Regions from separate parts of the Homo sapiens genome. Here region 2 is linked to region 1. The links are chromatin loops, found by intact Hi-C in ENCODE. Cell type or tissue: ascending aorta. All regions are shown on one strand. Links, peaks and the distances in the headings refer to the core of each region. The heading gives the core; the rest is flanking DNA.

Region 1 (5,376 bases), core at 123-5,122:
CTTCAGCCTCCCGAGTAGCTGGGATTACAGGCATGCGCCACCATGCCTGGCTAATTTTGTATTTTTAATGGAGACAGGGTTTCTCCACGTTGGTCAGGCTGGTCTCAAACTCCTGACCTCAGGTGATCCGCCCGCCTCAGCCTCCCAAAGTGCTGGGATTACAGGCGTGAGCCACCATGTCTGGCCTACATTGTGGCTTTAAAAGAGTCAGAAACTCAGCTGGAGAAAAGGTTTTAGGACAGCAAGAGTGCCTTGTATTGTGTTGTGATAGAAACCTCTTCCATAAACATTATCTAGGCCCTGGAATGCCCACACCCACCTTTCATGGGCATGTCACACCCCTTCTTCCCTGCCTGAATGCTCCTGACCCCCATCTGGCCTCCTCAGGTGTTAGACACCCTGCTTCGCTGGCCACAATTCAAGCCCTCACCTGGTTTCCTTGGACTTCATCTGAGAGCTACCTGTCTTTCCTGAGAGAGCTCCAGCTGGCACAGAACCCCTTCCCTTGGGGATACTGGCAAATACATATCCAACTTGCCATAGGCACTGGCAGGAAGCTCAGACCTGTCCTCCTGCCCACAAGCACTGCCTTGAAGGCTCATGCTGGCTCTCTGAGCGCCTGATCCAGTGGCCTGGGTCCTCTGGTCACCTCCCAAGCTGCAGACCATTGATTTCGTTTGCAGCTCTGGGCCAGCGGAACCCCCCGTTCTCATCCTTCCCAACAAAGCACACACTTGAATTTCCCATAACTGCTCTGGTTGCTCACTTTTTGCTTTTTCTTGGAAAGCATCCAGGACGGGAATCTAGCTTAGTACAAAGAGCCTAAATTAATGCTTCTTAGCCTGCACAAAAAAATAATTTTTTGTTATCTTCTCTTTGTTGTCTAATCTGATCCAAGGTGACTTGCAGGAAAGAAATGCTTCCACTAGCAAGTTAAAAGTGTTCATTTTTGCAATCCTAATAGCTGTTTGAAATATAACAGCTTGTTTAGTCCTCTCCCCAGATGAATGTACCTTCATCTTTAGATTTATGATTTGGTTTTTATCTCTTCTGAAAATAGAGACAGATGTACTGGAAGTTCCCTTATCTCTGCCTCTCAGAACTGGGGCCTCTTTTCTGAGTTTTACTTGTCTTCTAGACACCCAAAGCAGCCACTAGTTAGGTTTATTCTTCTTAATTCTCATTTTCTCTCCATATGTTTTCTTCTCTGAGCCCATAAACACATCACCACTCTTCTTTACAAAGGCAGGGCCCCTTACATGATTTAGAACATTCTACATACTGACAGAGCCCTCCAGGTGGCTCAGCTAACTCACCACAGCTTTTATGTCTTTCCAGGTTAGGGAAGGCATTAGGGCCAGAGGTCAGCATGCCCTTCCTGCCAACAGACAGCCTTGCTCCACCCCACTGAGTGTTCTGTTTGGAGTGAAGGCCAAAGGTCTCTGGACTAAAAAAAAATGCCTTTAATTCAAGCCCAAGTTATAAAAGAAAGAATTCCAGCTTCTGCTGTCAGGCCTGCGAGGCTGGCCAAGCTGGAGCATCCTTGACCTTTCTTTTTTCCTTCAGCCGTCCAATGAATTTGTGTCCAATTCGTCCTCCAACCCTCCACAGACAGTTGCATTCTATGATGCCTCTGGTGATTTGGAAGGCGGCCGAGCTAGGCACAAAAATAGGAGCGCCTGAGGCGAGAGATTCTTCCAAGGTTCTTGGTTGTCAGAAAGATGAACATCACCACATGGTTCTAAAAGAAGAGATGAAAGGGATTAACATTGTAAGCAGTTGTGAGATTAGACTCTCCAAGTCACTAGGCTCCAGATGAAGCAGGAGGCATAGCAGAGAAAATCCTGTGCTGGTATCGGTAAAATTATGAGCAAGGTTTTAGAGGATTCATCAGAGGAAGGCTAAGTTGAATGGGCACTAATGAGCTGATGACTCAAATCTAGGAAGGAATAAGATCATAACAACCAAAGCTCTGCATGAAGGTGGGTGCTGTATAATTGTCACATCTACTAGAGACAGGCACTGGTCCCCAAGATGAGACTGGCTGGCCCCTTACCCAGTGAACAAGTTATCAAATACTTAACTAAAATAAGAACTGTGAATATGCCCAGAAGGATTCTTTGCGCATGCACTTAAATATGTTACTCTCCCTATCTTTTATTAAGGCCCTTGTTTGGAGAAGGGACTGAACTAGATGTGCGCATGTCTTAAAAATGCTTACGAATCTTGAGCCTGGTATAACGTAAACACTCAGAAAACACTTTATTGTTTACAGTATAGTAGGACTCATCCCGTCGTGGGGAGCTATGGCAGTGGCCTTGAAAAGAGTGGGTATTAGTACACAAATGTTCAGAATGTCCCACAGTACTACATAGTGCCCAGTTCATGGATGAGCTGCCACTCTGCTGGGACAGGCTTCATCTGTTTATTTCAAATGTATAAATGTTGGGTGTTCTCTTGGTCTTAAAAGGGGTTAGATGTAGCACAGGGCATTTATATTGTCATGAAATCAGTCTGAGAGTGTTGGATGGGGGCATTAATATATGAAATCAGGGAAATAGCTTTTCCCTCATCCTCTTCATCTCCAAGAATATCTTTCTGAGATATTCTCTATTGTTCTGCCCAGTGCAGTTAGGTCTTACTTAGTTTGCCTTGTAAGGTCATTTCAGATTTTAATCGCTCTCCCCATAGGAAGTTTTTCCTGCTGTTCTGCCTGAGTTGCCTTCTGCTTAGTTTTAGTCCATTATGTCTGTAAAGAGAGGGAGGGTTTTATGGGGCAAAAGGCCCAATCATCGTGGGAAGAATGAATCATTCCAAGAACAGTGAGATGGGCTGGAAAGAGAAGGCAGCGAAGGGGCAGGAAGTTGTGGGTGGAATGGGTTACTGAGAACAGCACCAAAACAGTCTGTCTTCTCTCTCCATTACTCCCACTAGGGGGTGCCCAGCATCCCAGAATAATCACTATTGTTAGGAAGTTGAAGTTTGATGTGTCATCTCCTAATAGAAGGGCACTGGTTTCTCCCTGAGGGTTTTCTATATCTCTGCCCTGAGTTGAGAAGAGATCTCTGTGTGTGTATGTGTATGTGTATTGTGTGTGCATATTTGTTTGTGTGTATGTGCTTGTGTATGTGTGGGTTAGAATCAGTAAGTGCACAAATGCCTCTTAAGCATTCATTTAGAGATTCTCAATTCATGGAAATCCTTAGGGATACACTGAGTTTTCCAGGACCCAGCTGACTTGATCTTGAAGTCAGTGGCTGGAGTAGTTGTGGGCCAGAAACATCCTCCTCAGCCCAGGAGAAGTGGCAGCTGATGTATTTTAATTACTGGGAGTCAAGAAGTTGTAGGGATAAGAAATGAGTTCAGCTGAGCGATCAGCTGGAGGTCAGGGATGGAGGAAAGACCCAGGGTGTGTGAGATTCTGAAGTAGAGTGGTGAACAGGTGTGGGATGGATGTCAGGGAGAGGTGAGGGTATCTGGAGGGTTTCCAAACAGCCAGGCCTTCAGGATGGCCACAGCAAAACTTCCAGTTCTGAATGGTTTTGTGGAAAGAACATGGCACCTGGATCTTGGAAGACATGAACTGAAATTTCAGTTCAAGCATTCTATAGCCATGAGACCTGGGGGAATTGGGGCAAGTTATTTCACATCTTTGATCTTCAATTCTCTCATCTTCAAAAGGAGACTAATGATACTAGGGTTAAGTGAGAATTTAAAAAATAATGCATATAATGCACTACATAAATAGAATCTTCTTCCTTTCCCTTTCTCCTACTTGGAAATGGCTGAGAGCAAAGATGCAGTTCTTGCATCCCATGACCACAGAGTTCTAGGACTGCAGCCCTGGGCAAGAGGTTCCACCTTGGCTGCTGGAGTTTTCTGCAACGAAGAACTTCAGTGAGTGTTCAGGGCATGCCTGCAGAACCCTGGTCCTTCTGTTTGGACCAGTGCTCCAAATCTGTAGGCCTTTGGGCCGTAATTTAGAAGCTATTTCTAAATTTTTGAAGGTCTTCTGTCTAGTCCTGAGGCCTTTAGTCTCAGAGAATTAAATTGTCTTACCCAGGGTCGGTCATACAGACTGCCAAAGCCTGGCCTGGCATCCAGGTGCAATGTTCATCTGTGTTACCAGTTCCTCCATGCTAACCTGACAATGACTCACAATTCCTTATAGCACAGTGTTCCAAAGTCTGAGCCACAGACCACCTGTACTAGTAGCAGCCGGTGGGCTTGATAAAAATGCAGATTCCTGGCTCCCTGACAGTCCCGTGCTATCAGATTCTGTAAAGTTTAAAAGTAATGATTTATAAATTTCCCAGACCCGGGTTATACTTTTATATGGAAACATAATGCCTGAATCTGACAGAGCGCTTTTTCATGGAGGAAAGTTGGGACTCTTGGGCAGACTTCCTGTTGCTTTCGTACTCTACAGGTGTTCCTGACCCTGGTATGTATACAGCCATCTCCGCCCTACCTACTTACTTCCTTCCCCCAGAACTTCCTAAAGTGGTTAGGAACAATTGTTGTGAAGGTCACAGCAGACCATTTCTGTGAATGCGAGATGTGTTGGTGCAATTTGAAAAGGTCAATTTGATTGACGCCTGAGCCACAGTGATAACCCAAGGCAGCAGCCCTGTCACTGCTAGCTCCCAACAGTGGTGGCATCTGCAGCCTCGAGCAAAGAGATTGTTTAAACTGATGGAGGGGAAGCTTTAGTTCTTATTTCTGGGAGATTGAGTGGCACCAGGAGAAAGGCTGATCACTAGTTGCAACTTCCTCTGTATTTACAATAGCGTTTGCTGCTAGTTTAGCTGTGTTTAGACTAAAGGTGGGGGCAAAAATTACCCTTCCTCTAAAGCTATGAACCCTGACCTCTCAGTCTAGAGAGAGATGGACTCTGGATATGTGGACAGGCTCTGCGAGATTCTTCCTGACAAGGGCTGTATGAGCCGGCTTTCAGAAGGAACTTATTCATGACGGTGGATCACTATTCAGAGAGACACACTCTTTCTCAAAGAAATGACAGGGGCAGCAGGGACCACATTAAGTTTTGATAGGGTCCTGCAGCTGTTGGGGCAAAAGGGTCTGCCTTGGCCTCTGGGGGTCTCTGCACTGCAGAACTGCAGTGGATGTACAGGGATTGCCGGGGGTTGCAGAAGGATTTTGCGATATGCATTCATGTCAGCTTCAAAGTGCCCAAAATGAGCGTGAAAATGCTGTCAGAAAGGCAGTTATTGCTACCTGAAGTCCCTGTTGGAACAAAGTGCAAATTAAATACTGGTAAAAGAAAACAAAGCAGATCATTGTTGTGTAGCAAATGTCACTGTCCTGTGTACCTATCTGGCCTACTGGCTGACTCCAGGAGGTGGGAGGTGCGAC
Region 2 (5,376 bases), core at 113-5,112, 54 kb after region 1:
ACTGTGGTGGGCCAGTTGGGCCCAGTAACTTGTCATCTTTCAACTTTGGTCTTTTTTTAGTAAAAAGGCATAGTAGCATACTTATTTTTAACACTCAGGGTTCTTAGTTGTAAGCAATAGTACCTGACTGTGGCTGATTGAACAGATAAAGAGCTAATTAAAAAGATTATTGCCTGTACAAAGTAGTTGGGAGAGGCAGGCTTGAGGCTAAGCTTCTGGGGTCAAGGCCTGACACTATGCTGCAGAAGTGACCCAATAAAGAAGCTGATGATCTTGCTTTCCCTCAGAGCATGAAATGGCTGCTAGGACCTCAAACTCTACTGCAGCTCTGCCAGCACTGATACTTCTGGACCAGGAACTGATCTTACAACAACTGGTTCCCCAGAAAACTAGATGAGCCTGTTACCACCCTTGTCAGCAAATGAGTCCCAGGCATCACGCCCTTCCTCTGGCTAATTACTTCTAATTAACTTCTAGGTTGGGTACATCTTAGTGGCAGATCCTGGGCTTCATGCCTGTGTTCCAACTACCAAGGTCTCTAGGGAAGCAAATTTTCTGACTTTACTCTGAGGACACAAAACTCACAAGATGGGAAATTCCCCGAACATAGTAAGATGCACAAAAGGTGTGAGGCAGCCAGAAAATATAACATATGTTATCTCTCCAAGAATTGTAAAGACTAAGTGTTATGTCAAGTATTTGGCATGCCTATGAGTTCAATATTTTTTTGTTTCCTTTTCTTTTTTTCTTTATCAGAAATATCCATTTTATCATCAGGTTAACCCCCCAGCCTGGCTTTTGCTTAGGTAGGATTTATAAATAGTGTGGAATAGAGCCTTTCACCCAGGATGAGGACACATGGAAGGGTCTCCACTTTGTACTGCCAATCCCTGGATGGACCTGACCTGTTGGCTTCTGACCCTAGTCCACCCTAACCCATGAAACCTGTTCATTCTTTCCTGTAATATTTGACCTTTTGATTCCTACACCATTGGCTTGCTCATGACCACAGCAACCCACTGACATCCCCCTTTCCATTTTGTCTTAATCTCTTGGCACTTAGACTTTTAGTTTATAATGAAACCTGATAGCTGTTTGATTCTTTCCTAGCTCTGACTTATGAACAGCTTACACAGCATTCTCTTATTTTGCATAATTATTGAAGGAGAGCTACTAAGAAATATTTGGTTGTATCTATTTCTTTTTCTTTTTAGATTTATAAAATAAATTTTCTATCTGTAATGAAAGTGAAGTGAAGAAGGTCTGAAGAGGAGATAAAGACAAAGGGAACAGTTACCAAATGTTTTCCCTATTACTTACCCCAGTGTTCTACTCCTCTTCCTAAGAAATATTCATTGAGACTTTATACAGAAAGGGAAAAATCCCCCAAACCAAAGCCAAAACAAAACTTGATTGAAGCAGTAAGTATCTTTCTTACTGACATTTTTTCCCCCCATACTCTTTTAAGACAGCTTCTGCTTTCTCTTTCATGAAAACTACCCTCACTAAGTTGCCAAAATTTATTTCCAACTTAAACAAAAGGGAGCATTCGCAACATTATCAGCCTGGTATCTAACTGCTGGGACTCTGGACTGAGTGAATGCCACGAGGAGCTGGGGAGAAAGCAGAATGATCATGTTCTACCATCATGGCTCAGGGAGCCAGGAATGATCTGTCCATGATTATTTGTTCAAATTATCCTAATATCTCTCAGCTTCACTTGGCAATCTGGGAAATGTTCTGCTCAGTTGGCTGGAAATGTCTTCGGAATTCTTTAGGCCTGTCTGTATCCTGGAACATGTGAGTTAGAAAAGTATACACAAATAGATATGAAAGATGGTTCTTGTTCAGAGTTGTTTCAGTGCAGTGACTGACTCTTGGGTTAATGGCAATTGAAGCAAAGTCCTATTTTATATCATGGATCTCCTAGAGAGAGCCAGGAAGTTCCACCATAAAATGTTGCAAAGAGTCACCAGACATTTCTTGCTCAACTGAATGTCTCAAAATAAGGCATTATTAGAAAAAGCTGGAGGACATCAGATCAAAACAGCTATCACATCTTTAAGAAATGTAACTTAGAGTGTGGCCCCATCCATTTGCAACAGTGGGAGAACACGACCTAGAGTCAGGCCACTTTGAATCCCAGCTCTCCTACTTTTAGAAGAGCATTTTGGATGAGATATTGGTTCCACTATTATATAATTTCTTTGTTTTACAAAAGCAAAGGGCACAGTTAAAGTACAAATATATTATACCAGCATCCCTTTCTAGCATCTACATTAACTAAGATTCATTAGCTTCTCGGCCATAAAGGTCCTGAAAGAATGGAATAGAGAGTGGTAATTCTACAGAGGGAACCGTTGGGAAATGCCTAGAGTATAATACCATGGAAATGGCAATTCTAGTTGGGGTGCTTAGGTTGTGGTCTCCTGTTGACCATGGGACAGCAGGAGGTCACTGGCATAGCCAAAATCATGCCAGGGTACTCAAAGAGAAATGGAAGGAAGCTCTCAGGCAGACTTCATCTACGGTTAAATTTTGCCTACACTTGGCCCTGCTGAGCATACTTAGGTAAGCAGCAGGGGAAGCAGCAGTGGCAGATCAGAGAAAGTATTCTGTGGATAGGAATGGGAATGAACAGCCAGCATGTTCCTAGCTAGTTGATTTCATGCTGAAGGTATCCATGTTCACAGCCCTGTTGAAGAAGGAGATCCCAGACTTGCTGCCAAGTTTCATCATGGGGCAGTAAGGACCTTATTCTTTCAGGTTCAGTGGTTTTGGCCCAGCTGCAGGAATAACTTGTGCATGGATTGGCAATAGAAACAATTGGAAAGCTACTGGATAAGGACCAGGTGGATGCAAACCTCTCTGCCCCTTTAATATGTGTCTGGTTGTTGGAGGGTTGGTCTGGTTAATTCTGGCAAATCTGTCTGTGGGGCTTCTAAACCCAGCTTCTGGGAGCTCAAGGAACCTGCCTGTTCGCCTTGCCCTGGGTCTGTTACAGGTTTTATTTATTTATTTATTTACTTACTTACTTATTGTGAGACAGGTTATGAGACTGGCTAATTTTTGTATTTTTGGTAGAGGTAGGGTTTCCTTATGTTTCCCTGGTCTTGAACTCCTGGGCTTAAGCAATCCACCTGCCTCGGCCTCCCAAAGTGGTGGGATTACAGGCATGAGCCATCGCTCCTGGCCGGTTACAGGTTTTAAGAACAAGTTCTAAGAACAGTCTAAGATTTTTTGGAACTTCAATGCTGTGTTGAGAGCATAGGTGAAATATTTCCGTTAATACACTGTCATAAAATAGACTGGAAAAACAGGAATGAGCTCTTTTATTCACCAGGTTCAGGAGGGGACACAGGTCCTGAGAAGGGCTGTGATTTTCCCAAGATAACCTGAAAAAGTTTTCCATAGAAGTGGAAACTTCCAAAAAGGAATGAAAAATTAACTATGGGCATGGTTATTACCTCTCATCATCAGGCAGAGTTTACGCAGTAAACTATTGTCATTAAAAAGGGAACAAATATCTTCCACATGCTTCAGAGTTTAACCCACTGTACAAAGACCATATTGCTAAGACACAATTTTACATAAATTCTGGCAGAAAGCCATTTTTTTTCCAGTTTAATGCAGCCCTAGATTTCATGGAAATAAAGTTTTGTTTGGGAGGGATAGTGATAGCTATTTATGCACAGCTAATTCTTGGGCCCTGAAATATAGCTCTGTACTTCCTGTCTTTCTAGGCTGACCATGACTCACTGAATAAGAATCCTTCAATTATTTTGAAAACAGCTGGCTAACTGCAATTTTTCTTCTGTCCTTCCATTTCTGCCATTCATCAGTGTCACTTTCAGGCTTGAAACTGGCTTCTCTACTAGGGTCTCTCTTTCCGGGCAGCGCTTGGAGGTACAGCCACAGGGCATGTCCTTGCCCTGTAATGGTGCAGTTGTTCCTCCCCACGTTGAAGGGAGAGCCCTCATTCCCCATCTCAGATGAGGCCTCCAAGAAAAATGAACCAGGTCAAGACTGCATCTGGGTTGTGGCTGTGTTTTATTGGCTAATCTTTTGGCTTTTTTTCCTTTAGATAAAGTTGATCGTTGCTCATCTTTAATTTTCAGTTTTTATTTTCTCAGCAAGGGTCCATTTTGAGCATCTTCTCTTTTAACCAAGAAAGGATAGTTCTCTTGCAAATCAGATATCTCATTGTTGACAAAAAGGACCAGATCCTTCCTTTTTCTCCCTCCTCAAATGTCTCCCTTTCCCAGCATAAACAAGCTGCTTTCATATAAAGACTTGATTGGCACTCAGGAGACATTTGTTTACTTATTCAGTAAACACTTATCGGGGGTTTGCCTTAAGGAAAGGGACTGCTATGGTTTGAATGATACTGTCCCCTCCAAAATTCATGTTGATCTTCAATGTGACAGTATGAAGAGTTGTGACCTTTAGGAGGTGACTGCTCTCATGAATGGGATTAAATGCCCTTATAAAAGGACTCGATGCAAGGATTTCAATACTCTCTCCTCCCTTTGTCCCTTTCACCATGTGAAGACACTGTTCCTTTTTTCTGGAGGATGCACCAAGATGCCATCTTGGAAGCATAGAACTCCCCTCACCAGACAACAGAGCCAGCTGGTACCTTGATCCCAGTCTTCAGAGCTGGGAGAAATACATTTTTGTCCTTTATAAATTACTCAGTCTGTGGTATTCTGTTATAGCAGCGCAAATGAACTAAGAAGGTGACCAACTGCCCACTTTACCTGGGACTGCCCTGGCTTTAGGACTGAAAGTTCTACATCCCAGGAAACCCCTCAGTTTGGGGCAAACTCAGGCAATTGGTCACTCCAACCCTAAATCAAACACAGTCTAGGAGCTGGGTGTGTAACTGACCATGAGCTTCTTAGGCACTGTGTGACCTTCTGTGGTTCCACGTTCTTTTCTCACAGAGGAAAGCATACCATGGTGGAAAGGGCACTTAATTGGAACCTGGAACCATGGGCTCTGGTCTCAGCTTGGCCATTAAAGAGGCAGGGGCTTAAGGGCAGATCACTGAGCCTCAGTTTCCTCCTCGAAGAGTACAAACGTTGGGTTTGGTGTTCTTTGACTACTTTATCACCCAGAGTCTAAAGGCGATGTAGTAAACCAATTCACACTAATTAATATTCCTAGGTAAGTGTGAGTAGGTCATTAGATATGTTGACATTTGCTGATGATGCTAATATTTACAAAGTCCTCATTCTATACCAGACATATCCATTGTTTAATTTCATCTTCACAACTTTTGATGTAGATGCTTCCTTTACTTTCATCTACAGATGGGGGACTCAGGCCAAGAAAGGTTACATAATTTGCCCCAAATCACAGAGAAGCTTATGG

What was found. Peaks named below come from ENCODE experiments on the same cell type or tissue, not always from the same donor. Only the 100,000 strongest peaks of a DNase experiment are listed, where the experiment ranks them.
Region 2: a loop joins it to region 1, with 2.2 times the contacts of the local background. A loop is called at or near these places in 7 of 110 quality-filtered maps.

Annotation. Positions count from the first base shown.
Region 1 is chr2:39,510,902-39,516,277 of GRCh38, forward strand. All of the region lies in intron 3 of MAP4K3-DT (MAP4K3 divergent transcript), which reads left to right. Among named protein-coding and RNA genes, the nearest start is that of MAP4K3-DT, 76 kb to the left of the region's middle. RefSeq lists enhancers at 1,207-1,501, 4,734-5,326, 5,327-5,376 and a silencer at 4,425-4,645. In ascending aorta, for the core only: a CTCF peak has its summit at 2,925 (motif pointing right); a DNase peak (open chromatin) is centred at 2,880; H3K27ac peaks cover 2,316 bases.
Region 2 is chr2:39,564,982-39,570,357 of GRCh38, forward strand. All of the region lies in intron 5 of MAP4K3-DT (MAP4K3 divergent transcript), which reads left to right. Among named protein-coding and RNA genes, the nearest start is that of TMEM178A, 98 kb to the right of the region's middle. In ascending aorta, for the core only: no CTCF peak of the experiment used is centred there; no DNase peak of the experiment used is centred there; H3K27ac peaks cover 3,732 bases.